Linked DNA regions of Homo sapiens: region 2 is linked to region 1. Evidence: read pairs that join two places in POLR2A ChIA-PET (ENCODE). Cell type or tissue: HepG2. All regions are shown on one strand. Each heading gives the region's core, and the rest is flanking DNA. Links, peaks and the distances in the headings are about the cores only. Region 1 has its middle 10 kb from the start of LARP6. Region 2 overlaps THSD4 (thrombospondin type 1 domain containing 4).

The links. ChIA-PET counts read pairs that join two places held together with the same protein. Peaks named below come from ENCODE experiments on the same cell type or tissue, not always from the same donor. Only the 100,000 strongest peaks of a DNase experiment are listed, where the experiment ranks them.
Region 2: POLR2A ChIA-PET joins it to region 1 with 5 read pairs; 2 of 35 experiments call an interaction of 5 or more read pairs at or near these places.

Annotation. Positions count from the first base shown.
Region 1 is chr15:70,861,588-70,866,968 of GRCh38, forward strand. It overlaps a transcript of LRRC49 not described here. Among named protein-coding and RNA genes, the nearest start is that of LARP6, 10 kb to the left of the region's middle. In HepG2, for the core only: no CTCF peak of the experiment used is centred there; a DNase peak (open chromatin) is centred at 2,074.
Region 2 is chr15:71,770,306-71,775,686 of GRCh38, forward strand. It overlaps THSD4 (thrombospondin type 1 domain containing 4), which reads left to right. Exons shown (of 18, transcript NM_024817.3): 17 at 759-903. Among named protein-coding and RNA genes, the nearest start is that of NR2E3, 38 kb to the right of the region's middle. In HepG2, for the core only: no CTCF peak of the experiment used is centred there; no DNase peak of the experiment used is centred there.

The sequences.
Region 1 (5,381 bases), core at 74-5,073:
TTTGGGTCCCACCATTTAAAGATAACGTCTTGCTCTCATAATATTAATTTCTTTGTGGCATATTATCAAATTGTTTTGACACATACTTTGGAAAGTATATTCAAGCTTTACCTGCCATTTATGTCTTGTGGAGGACTGGTTTATCAAACTGATGAGGAATGTCACAAGTTAAAAATAGATGGAGACCCTTAGCCGGGCATGGTGGTGTGCGCCTGTAGTCCTAGCTACTCGGGAGGCCGAGGCAGAAGAATTGCTTGAACCCAGAAGGTGGAGGCTGCAGTGAGCCAAGATCACACCACTGCACTCCAGCCTGGGTGACAGAGTGAGACTCTGTCTTAAAAAGAAAAAATAGATGGGTTTTATTTTAGAAGGGTGAAAGAAGGACTAGATCTAGGCGAGTGATCAGTAACAGCAGGTATGAAAGTGATTGGTAGAAATTCTAAGAAACACAGGCACAGGTACTCATTTTTTTCTTGAGGGAAAACCTAAAGAATTTACACAAAGCTGGACCACACATAGCAAGAGAGCCAGCTGCCTACTCCGGCCTGAAGGGCGAGCCCACCCTGGTCCTCCATTCCCCAGGAAGACACACAGCAGTCAATGCTTCTCCCTGATCAGGGTGAGGGCTTCATTAGGTCAGAAATTCTCAACTTAAGTTGCATGTTAGAATCTTAGAATCACCTGGGGGGCTTTTAAAAATTCTGAGGCTGGCCGGGCGCGGTGGCTCACGCCTGTAATCCCAGCACTTTGGGAGGCCGAGGCGGGCGTATCACAAGGCCAGGAGATCGAGACCATCCTGGCTAACAACGTGAAACCCCGTCTCTACTAAAAATACAAAAAATTAGCTGGGCATGGTGGCACGTGCCTGTAGTCCCAGCTACTCAGGAGGCTAAGGCAGGAGAATCGCTTGAACCCAGGAGGCAGAGGTTGCAGTGAGCTGAGATTGTACCACTGCCCTCCAGCCTGGGCGACAGAGCAAGACTCCGTCTCAAAAAAAAAAAAAAAAAAAAAAAATTCTGATGCCCTACCAATTAAGTTCTGGGGTTAAGACCTAGACATTAAGCATCAGGCATTATACCTAGCTTTCAAAGCTCCCAAAATGATTCCAACATGCAGCAAAATTCAAGAACCTCTGTGTTCGGTCTTTCAAGCCATATTTTTCAGGTTCCTCCCAACAGGTCTGGAGACTCAGGCTAGTGGTTCATCTGATCTCCAGGTGCAAGTAACCAGCACAATTCAACCCCAGCATCTTCCTAGAGTTTACTGAGGGACTGGGTGACTCAAAGATGCATTTCTCATGTGCACTATTTCTTAGCAGGAGCAGGCATCAGACCAGCCTGCTGCAAACAATTGTTCAGGTTGTACACAGCACGAGGATGCTTGGCATAGGGGATAAAGGGATGAAATGACTGCCTAAACTCTGCTCACCAAGCTGTCACCCTGGCCTCAGACTTGGTGCAACTAGAGGGGAAAAGGGTAACTATTTCTAATTCTCACAAATGAGCTAAAGTGGTCCTTTGTGCCAATAGTGGCCCTGGTTCAGGCCTGCCTAAGGTAGAGGCAAACTGAAATTCAAGGACCACGGGCATCAGAATTACTAAGGAACTTATTTAAATGTATAGTCCTGCATCTTCACTCCAGATCAAATGAGTCATATCTCTGAAGATACAGCCTAGAAATCTGTGTATTTAATAATCTCCCAAGTGGTTTCCATCAAGCTGAAGTTTGGTGGCCACTGACCGAAGGTATGGGATGGTCTTTCAATAAAAACAACAAATTGAACATCTCCTACATGCCAGGCCCATGCCACCATTCAAGGATATGAGAGCAAACAAGACCCCATCCTTTTCTCAAGTATTCTGGTCTAATAGAAGACAGACAAAAGCTGTGGGTCCCAGGAGGAGCCCAAACTATGACCTCTGCTGGAGTTCAGATATCTGGCATATTCAGAGAACCAGTTAGCAGATTCAAAAATCCCTACAGGAGGGACTGAAGCTCCTCCCAGAAGAATAGTCATCCCAGAGAAATAGGAGCCAGGCACCACAAGCCTGACTCACTAACAAAGCCTCCATTGTCAGAAAAGATGAGTGATTTGGGGGACAGAGTAGCGTCTGATATGTGTTTGTTTGCCTGTGGGCCAAGGCCCTGCTACCCAACCTCTGTGGTCATGTATCTGAGCCCTGTGGAAAGCTAGGGGGACTGTACATGAAAACTGAAAAGCCTGTTTTCCTATAACCCCTATAAACTATTTCAGCACAAGGAATATGACTTTGGGATCCCACTATCTGAGGGTGCACATCACGAGGGGAGGCATTTTTTGCCACTGCTCAGAATAACATCTCACAGCTTTGGCACCTTCTGTGCTGCTCATCAGCTGCAGGAGGAGACTTTGGTGCCTGGTGGACACAGTTGTGCCCAGGGAAGTGCCTGTAGTGCCCATTGGATAGGGTATAGTCTAGCAGAGGAGGCTGGGGCAGTAAAGGAGGGACAACATGCAGACACCAGGTGGTGACTAGCTAGATTCGTCTATGAACACACATGAGACACCCCCGGGGAATGTCCACAGATACTTGGGCAGTGTTTGAGGGGCTAGGTTTGTGTATTAATAACATTAGTGGGTAAAAGGGCTCAAGTGGAAAGAGCTCCCCCCAGAATGGGTGACAGACTCAGTTTCTCTCCATTTGTCATCACTTTTACAGCAAGAACTTGGTGCCTAATCAGGATGACTTCTAATTTGTAGCCCAGACTGCACATTCTAAAGACACCGAGAGGCCCTGAGGCATGGGCACCAGGATGGATGAGGCATTGAGAGGGAAGAGCAGGGCCCTGGAGTTCCCAAGGGGAGAGGTGTGGGTGATTTCCTTTGCCTAATTTGGAAGGCCTAGAGCATTCTGGCTCCAGGCTGCCTTTCCACCCTCATCTCATGTCCATCTTGCCCTCACTCCCTCTGCTCTGGCCATACTGAATTTCTCTTAGTTTATCTGAAGGCACCACTCTTCTGTCCTTTAAACGTGCAGTTTCAGATGCGTGACATGCTTATTCTCTCCTTTTTACCTGGCAAACTTCTAATCTTTCAGGTTTTAGCTAAGATATCACTCAGGGGAACTTTTCTGGATTTGCCAGTTTAGTGTACGGGACATTCAATGCTGTCCATAAACTCAGATGTGGAGAAAATGTAACTCTTTGGGGTGATGGAAATGGAATCTCAGTTTCAGTTTGGGTTCTTCTCATAACTTGGGCTAGGGTCAAAATTCCAGGTGTCTGTTCATCAGTCATCTGTGTATCCGGGAATCTAGCAACTGAGATGTCCATATCATTAAGTCAGGGCTCTCTTAGCTGCTTCAGTGCCAAATTTGGGGCACTAGGATCTTTGCTAGGCCCTCTATAACCCCATATGCCTAGAGTCAACACCACCAGCACAGTCATTTTCTTCCTTTTTTCTCCTGCTTCCATTCTGGAAGAAGCCTTTTCCAATTCAGGGACAAGTTTCTTTCATCTTGAACTTGGGTCCTTCAGCAATCCTCCTGCCTCGGCCTCCCACAGTGCTGGGATTACAGGTGTGGGCCCCATGCCTGGCCATTTCTCTTAACCCAAATCTCTATTCTGCTTAGTGGTTACTGGCTTCTTTCCCAAAACTTTGTATTAGTTTCGTAAATACAGAAAGGTTGAAATAATAATAAAATGAACATTCTTATGCACTCTACTGAATTCAAAAATCGTTAAAAATTTATCACCATCTTTTTTCACCTCTCAGTACTTCAGCCTGTCTTCTAAAGAGAAAGACATTCACCTACAAAACCACAATATCATGGTTGCGTCTAACAAAACTGTTGATAGTTCCGTAAAATTATCTAATAGCGAGTTCATATTCATTTCCCCAAAATGTTTCATTCCAAGAATGTTCATTATGCTTCAGAACAAAAACCAGGATCCAATTTAGAGTCACACATTGCATTTGATGTTTATGTCCTTCTAATTTATTTACATCGAGAATAGTCCCTTCACCATTTTATATTGTTATTGTTGCTTCATGACATTGAATTTTTGAAGGATTCATGTCCGTTATCCTAAAGAATTTAGGCTTTTGAAAACAAAAGCCAGAGAACTCTGCCCCAGACTTTCCCTGAGGCAAGAAGTATAACCTACCTGTCTGGTTTTTTGAGGACTGAGAGTTTTCCCTGGCCATGGGACTTTCAGTGTCAAAACCAAGAAAATCCTGGGCAAGCCAAGATGAATTGGTCACCCTAGAGGCAAGGAGGTATGGACTTGGATATTTGCTTGAATGGTTGCAAGGCATAGAGTGAAACATTTTTTAAAATGAATAATCCGATATTATGCAGCCACACTTGGTTAATAAGTAGGTTCATAGCATCCTGTGTTTATACTCTTGCAATATGCATCATATTTTTGACTCTGTTTAACATCTGAATTTCCCAATAGACAGTAAACTCCATGAAGGCAGAGACATGTATATCTTTCTCATTACTCTAATCTCATTGTATCCCCATAGTTCTGGTACATGTAAAGTATTTATTTATTTATTTATTTATTTATTTATTTATTTATTTATTTATTTTTGAGATGGAGTCTCGCTCTGTCACCCAGGCTGGAGTGCAGTGGTGCGATCTTGGCTCACTGCAACCTCTGCCTCCGGGTTCAGGTGATTCTCCTGCCTCAGCCTCCTAAGTTGCTGGGACTACAGGCGTGTGCCACCATGCCTGGCTAATTTTTGTATTTTTAGTAGAGATGGGGTTTCACCATGTTGGCCAGGATGGTCTCCATCTCTTGATCTCGTGATCCGCCCGCTTCAGACTCCCCAATTGCCGGGATTACAGGCGTGAGCGACCACGTCCGGCCACTAAGACATGTTTAAATAGTGAGGCTGCAGCCCACTGGTAATTTCCATACCCCTGTTCACTGAGTCTTATTAGGTTAGGTTTCTGCATGGAAATCTTAACAAACATTCTGTGCAACTGTCCTGGCCTTACAGATGAGACTCCAGAAGTTTAAATCATCTTCAAGATCAAATTAAGACCTTAACTTCTAAGTCCTCAGGGTCTTCATGCAGTGACGGGATATAGATAAGGGTAGAAAAATATCTGGGAATCTGGAGATACTTAACCCATTGGCTAAGCAGCACTGGACCATATACCAAGGTCCTAAGGAAATCAATCACACCTTAAGAAAATTTAACTAAATTGGACAGAAATTAACACAATTTCATTCAGTCCTTGCCTTATTCTCCAGATTTGAATCCCCCAGGGTCATTAAATGATTGGCCAAGTAGAGATTGGGGTTGGAAAGTTGAAATAAGGTATAATTATGAACCTGGCCTGAACTCCAGATCGACTCAAGGCCAAGTCTGGCCTTTGGAAAGTCTT
Region 2 (5,381 bases), core at 321-5,320, 910 kb after region 1:
ATAATTCCAGCATGTGTATGAATAAATATGATATGTCCTTTAAAAAAAAAAAAAAAAAAAAAATCTTGGCTGGGTGCAGTGGCTCACGCCTATAATCCCAGCACTTTGGGAGGTCGAGGTGGGCAGATCACCTGAAGTCAGGAGCTTGAGACCAGCCTAGGCAACATGGCGAAACCCCGTCTCTACTAAAAATACAAAACTTAGCCAGGTGTGGTGGCATGCACCTGTAATCCCAGCTACTGGGGAGGCTGAGGCAGCAGAATTGCTTGAACCTGGGAGGTGGAGGTTGCAGCAAGCCGAGATCACGCCACTGCACTCCAGCCTGGGTGACAGAGCAAGACTCCATCTCAAAAAAGAAAAAAATCTATAGGATTCGCAAGATAAGTGGAAGTAGGAACACTGAGTCTATATTGAAGAGAATAAGAAATTATTGTAATTTCTAGGGAGAATAATGATACTGTGGTAATTGTTAAGAGTTCTTGTCTTTTAGAGCTACAGCCTGAAGTATATGGAAGAAGTGATCAGATGTCTAGATTTGCTTCAAAATAGTGGGAGGAGCAGGAGGGCTGGGGATATGGATAGGACACACCTGGCATGAGTTGCTGATTGTTGAAGCTGGTTGATAGGTACATGGGAGTTTGTTTTCATATTCTGTCTCCTTTTGGAAATGTTTGAGATTTTCCAGTGTCTTCTTTCTCCAGTGTGCTGAGCTATTGGTCTGCCCAAAAATCTGATGTTTTCCCTTTGTTCCCATGCAGTGTTCCAAGAGCTGCCAGGGTGGCTTTCGGGTCCGGGAAGTGCGGTGTCTGTCTGATGACATGACTCTAAGTAACCTCTGTGACCCTCAGTTGAAACCAGAAGAGAGAGAATCTTGTAACCCTCAGGACTGTGTCCCTGAAGTTGGTAAGTAGAGATTTCAATCATGGGGGAAAGGTTTGTGTTTTTTAAGCTTGTCAGATTCTCCGGTGTGACAATAACAAGCCTCTTCTAGGTCTTTCTGTGACCTTGCACACAGTCATGGAGTTCAGAGGGTTGAGGTGCTTTTGGTATTATAAATTTCATGGTTTAAGATGATCATTCATAGCGAGGATGGCTGTCTAAGCCACCCACCAAGAGACACACTTTAGTGTGGATTGATTAAAATGGTAATGCCTTCAAAGATTTGGCTCTATCGTCCTTAAGGTCAAAGTAGTAAAATGTCAACTTTTAATTGTAGGTGCAAACCAGTGTAGGCTGGACCATGTGGGGAGATTCTGGGACCTTAGCAGGGAGTTGGCAGAGAAGGGAGGAAGGGGAGGAGGCCAAGAATTGGTAGAGACAGTGATGGAGGGTCTGACCATCTCTCAGAGGGGCGTAGTGCAAGCTGAGTCCAGAGAGATGCAGTGACTAGACTCAAGGAGGAGGAGTGACAGCAGGAAGATCTAGGCCACACAATGGTCAGAGTCCTGCAAAGAACAGCAGTCTTGCAATTCAGAAGACCCCAACCTGCACCCTTGAAATAGGGGCCAGTTTCCTGGAGGAAAGCATTGGAGAGTGTTAGGGAGGTTAGGCCCTCTCATGGGCTGCGGTTCATGAGGAAGGGGCCCATCCCAGCAGGGGAGCTCAAGTACAGCCAGAAAACCAAAGAAGGCACCTCGCACATAGATTGGGCAGATAGGAAGTGTGAGGTGGGTGAAGATGCATCTCCAGAGGCATATTGGATGCCCCAAAGCCCAACTTGAAATCTACTCAGAATGCACCCCCAGGTATAGTCAGGACTGGTTCCAGAATGGAGGTGCACCGAGCCCCTTCAGTAGCTTCTTCACAGTCTGCTAAGAACATATTTACTTTTCTGTCTTCACAATAACATCAAAGGAAATGTATTAATATATCAATAAGCTTTCATGGGGTAGATTCCTCCTGCTGTGGACCAAATTGAAGGTTTTAATATACTGACCTAACATCCTTCCTATCCCAGGGAAGATGTGTCAGTTACAGCATAGATGCTTTATGATCATAAGTTTCCTATGTCCCAGCAATGACCCATGACTAAAGTTATGGGGATGACCATTCCCAGTAGCTACCAAAAAAACCCATAAATTCCATAAGAAGAAAATTAACAAGTTTATAAGATCTATATAGAAAAAATAAATAAAAGTAAGAAAGCCTTGCTATAGAATATAAAGGGAAATGTGAATAGATAGAAACATTAACATGTTCCTGAATGGGAACACTCAATACTATAAAGGTGATAAAAGAAGGTTCCCAAGGGGAGCCGTATGTGCCATATATTGGAACATATTATAAAGCTACAGAAACTAAAACTATTAGGTTGGTGCAAAAGTAATTGTGGTTTTTGCCATTATTTTCAAAGCTGCATTTACTTTTGCACAAACCTGATATATGATATAGGCATACCATATACCAACGTTATAATGCAGAATTCTGAAACAGACTCCTTTATAAAGGAAAGTTAAGTTTGATAAAGGGGGAATGATAAGTAAGTGGGGAGAGGAGAGGCTTCCATTGTATTGAGACCACACTGAAGATCCCTTTAAAAATATAAAATATATAAATGTCTAATGGATTAAAGACTCTAACAGAGAAAACAGTCTGTAAAAATGCTAGAAAAAAGTATCTTGGGCTGGATGCAATGGCTCACACCTGTAATTCCAGCACTTTGGGAGGCCAAGATGGGAGGATTGCTTGAGCCCAGCAGTTCAAGACCAGCCTGGGAAACCCCATCTTGGCAAAAAACGCTTAAAAATTAGCTGGGCATGGTAGGGCATGCCCATGGTCCCGGCTAATTAGGAAGCTGAGGTAGGAGGATCACTTGAACTCAAGAGGTCAAGGCTGCAGTGAGGTGCAATCGCACCACTGCACTCCAGCCTAGGAGACAGAGTGAGACCATGTCTCAAAAAAAAAAAAAAAGAAAAAGAAAAAAGAAAAGAAAAAAAAGTTATACACATAAAGCTGCCTGTTTGTCTCAGGCCAGATAATATAACTAAAGACAATCAAAATCACCAGGTCCTTGGAATTGATTGTGTAATTCTCAAAGCTAGGAATGACTGGCATAAGCAAATCAGGTACTCTGAAGAGCTGTCACTCAGCTGCCTCACTATGTCAAAGGCTTCTAGCTAATATAATATAATACAAAATGTGTTGCCACTGTTTTTGTCTTCTGTATTTGTCTATGGTATCTTTTCAAGCAGGGGAAATTGTCTAACTTCTAATTATATAAAATCCAACTAGAGAAAAAAAGGGAAACTATGAGATTAACAAAACAGAATATGTAGACAAAGCCTTGGTATTCTTTGATGTGCCTCAAAATTATACCTGTCAATGCCAAAGTTACTAAAGATGTCCAGGCCACAAGCCAGAGTTATGACACACACTTCGGTATATCCCAGAGGGCTGCTGATAGCAAGAATCTGTGTAGGCTCTGAAGGAAAAGAAGGCTCAAGTGCACATTTTGATGATGCTGCTGAAGAAGAAAATAGTACCTGAGTACATGGGTACATGTGTGCTGTTGTCAGCTTTTTGAAATCTGCATATAATCTTTCATTTAATCCCAGAGTGACATGATTAAATCATCCTACAATTGATAGCATCTTAAAATCAAATAAATGTCACTCAAGTAGACAGAAAATTAAATCCCCAATATAGACAGAACTCACTCAATTTTTTAAAAAAGACAAGTGGTCCAGTTTTGTAAAGGATAAAGGAAATGAACAAACTCACCACAGGGCCGGGTGCGGTGGCTCATACCTGTAGTCCCAGCACTTCGGGAGGCTGAAACCGGTGGATCACTTGGGCCAGGAGTTTGAGACCAGCCTGGGCAACATGGTGAAATCCTTCTCTACAAAAAATATAAAAATTAGCCAGGTGTGGTGGCGCATGCCTATAGTCCCAGCTACTTGGAAGGCTGAGGTGGGAGAATCACCTGAGCCCAGGAAGTCGAGGAAGCAGTGAGCCATGATCGCACTACTGCACTCCAGCCTGAGTGACAGAGTGAGACTCTGTCTCAAAAAAAAAAAAAAAAACTACAAGAGGCTGAAGAAATGCTCAAGCTACTAGTAATCAGAAATGCAAATTTTAAAAATAATGGGAGTCCATGTTTTTCCATAAGATTGGCAAGCTTTTAAAATATTAGACAATGTTTGTTCATTGTTGGCAACCGCATGGGGGATAGGTCAAGTGGCAACTCGTAACTTGGTGTAAACTTTTTGAAGAGAATTTTATCAATATCTATCAAGATACAAAGATATTATTACCTTTGACTTAATAATTTCACTTCTAGGAATATATACTAAAAATATGCTTTCAAAAATGTACAGGGGCACACACATGCAAAGAATAGGGCTCATCGGGTGTGCCACCTACTCAGGACGCAGAGGCAGGAGGATCACTTGAGCCCAGGAACCCGAACTGTGGCTGCCCCTATGAACAGTCACGGCACCTCAGCCTGAGCAACACAGAAAGACCCCATCTCTGAAAAAAAAAAAAATAGGGCTTAATGAATTGTGTAGAATTAATGAATGAACCGTACAATTTCTTGTAACTTATAAAAATTGGAAGCAAGCTGGGCGACGTGACTCACACCTGTAATCCCAGCACTTTGGGAGGCCAAGGCAGGCGGATCATGAGGTCAGGATATTGAGACCAGCCTGGCTAACACAGTGAAACCCCATCTCTACTAAAAATACATAAAATTAGCCAGGCATGGTGGCACGTGCATGTAGTCCCAGCTACTCAGGAGGCTGAGGCAGGAGAATCGCTTGAACCCGGGAGGCGGAGGTTGCGGTGAGCCGATATCATGCCATTGCACTCCAGCCTGCGCAACAAGAGCAAAACTCCATCTCAAAAAAAAAAATTAGAAGCAATTACATTTCTATAACTAGAAGGAAATGACTTATTTAATTATGTTCCAGCACATAGGACAAAATACAGACACCCCAAAAAAGAAGATGGTAGATATTATGATACAAAAAATTATCTAAATATATTTATGAGTAATATTTTAAAAAGCAAGCAGCTGAGAAGTATATTGTCAGTTCTTTCCCAAAGTAATCTATAAATGGAAGCAATATTAATCAAAATCCAGGCAAGGTTTTTCATAGAAAAATCTGACAACCTGTGTCTAAAGTTTATGTGGTGGCTCACGCCTGTAATCTCAGCACTTCGGGAGGCCAAGGCAGGCAGATCACTTGAGCTGGAGTGGGAGACCAGCCTGGGCAACATGGTGAAACCCTATCTCTACTAAAAATACGAAAAAAATTAGCCAAGTGTGGCAGCATGTGCCTGTAATCCCAGCTACTCGGGAGGCTGAGGCAGGAGAAAGGCTTGGACCCGGGAGGCAGAGATTGCAATGAGCTGAGATAGAGCCACTGTATTCCAGCCTG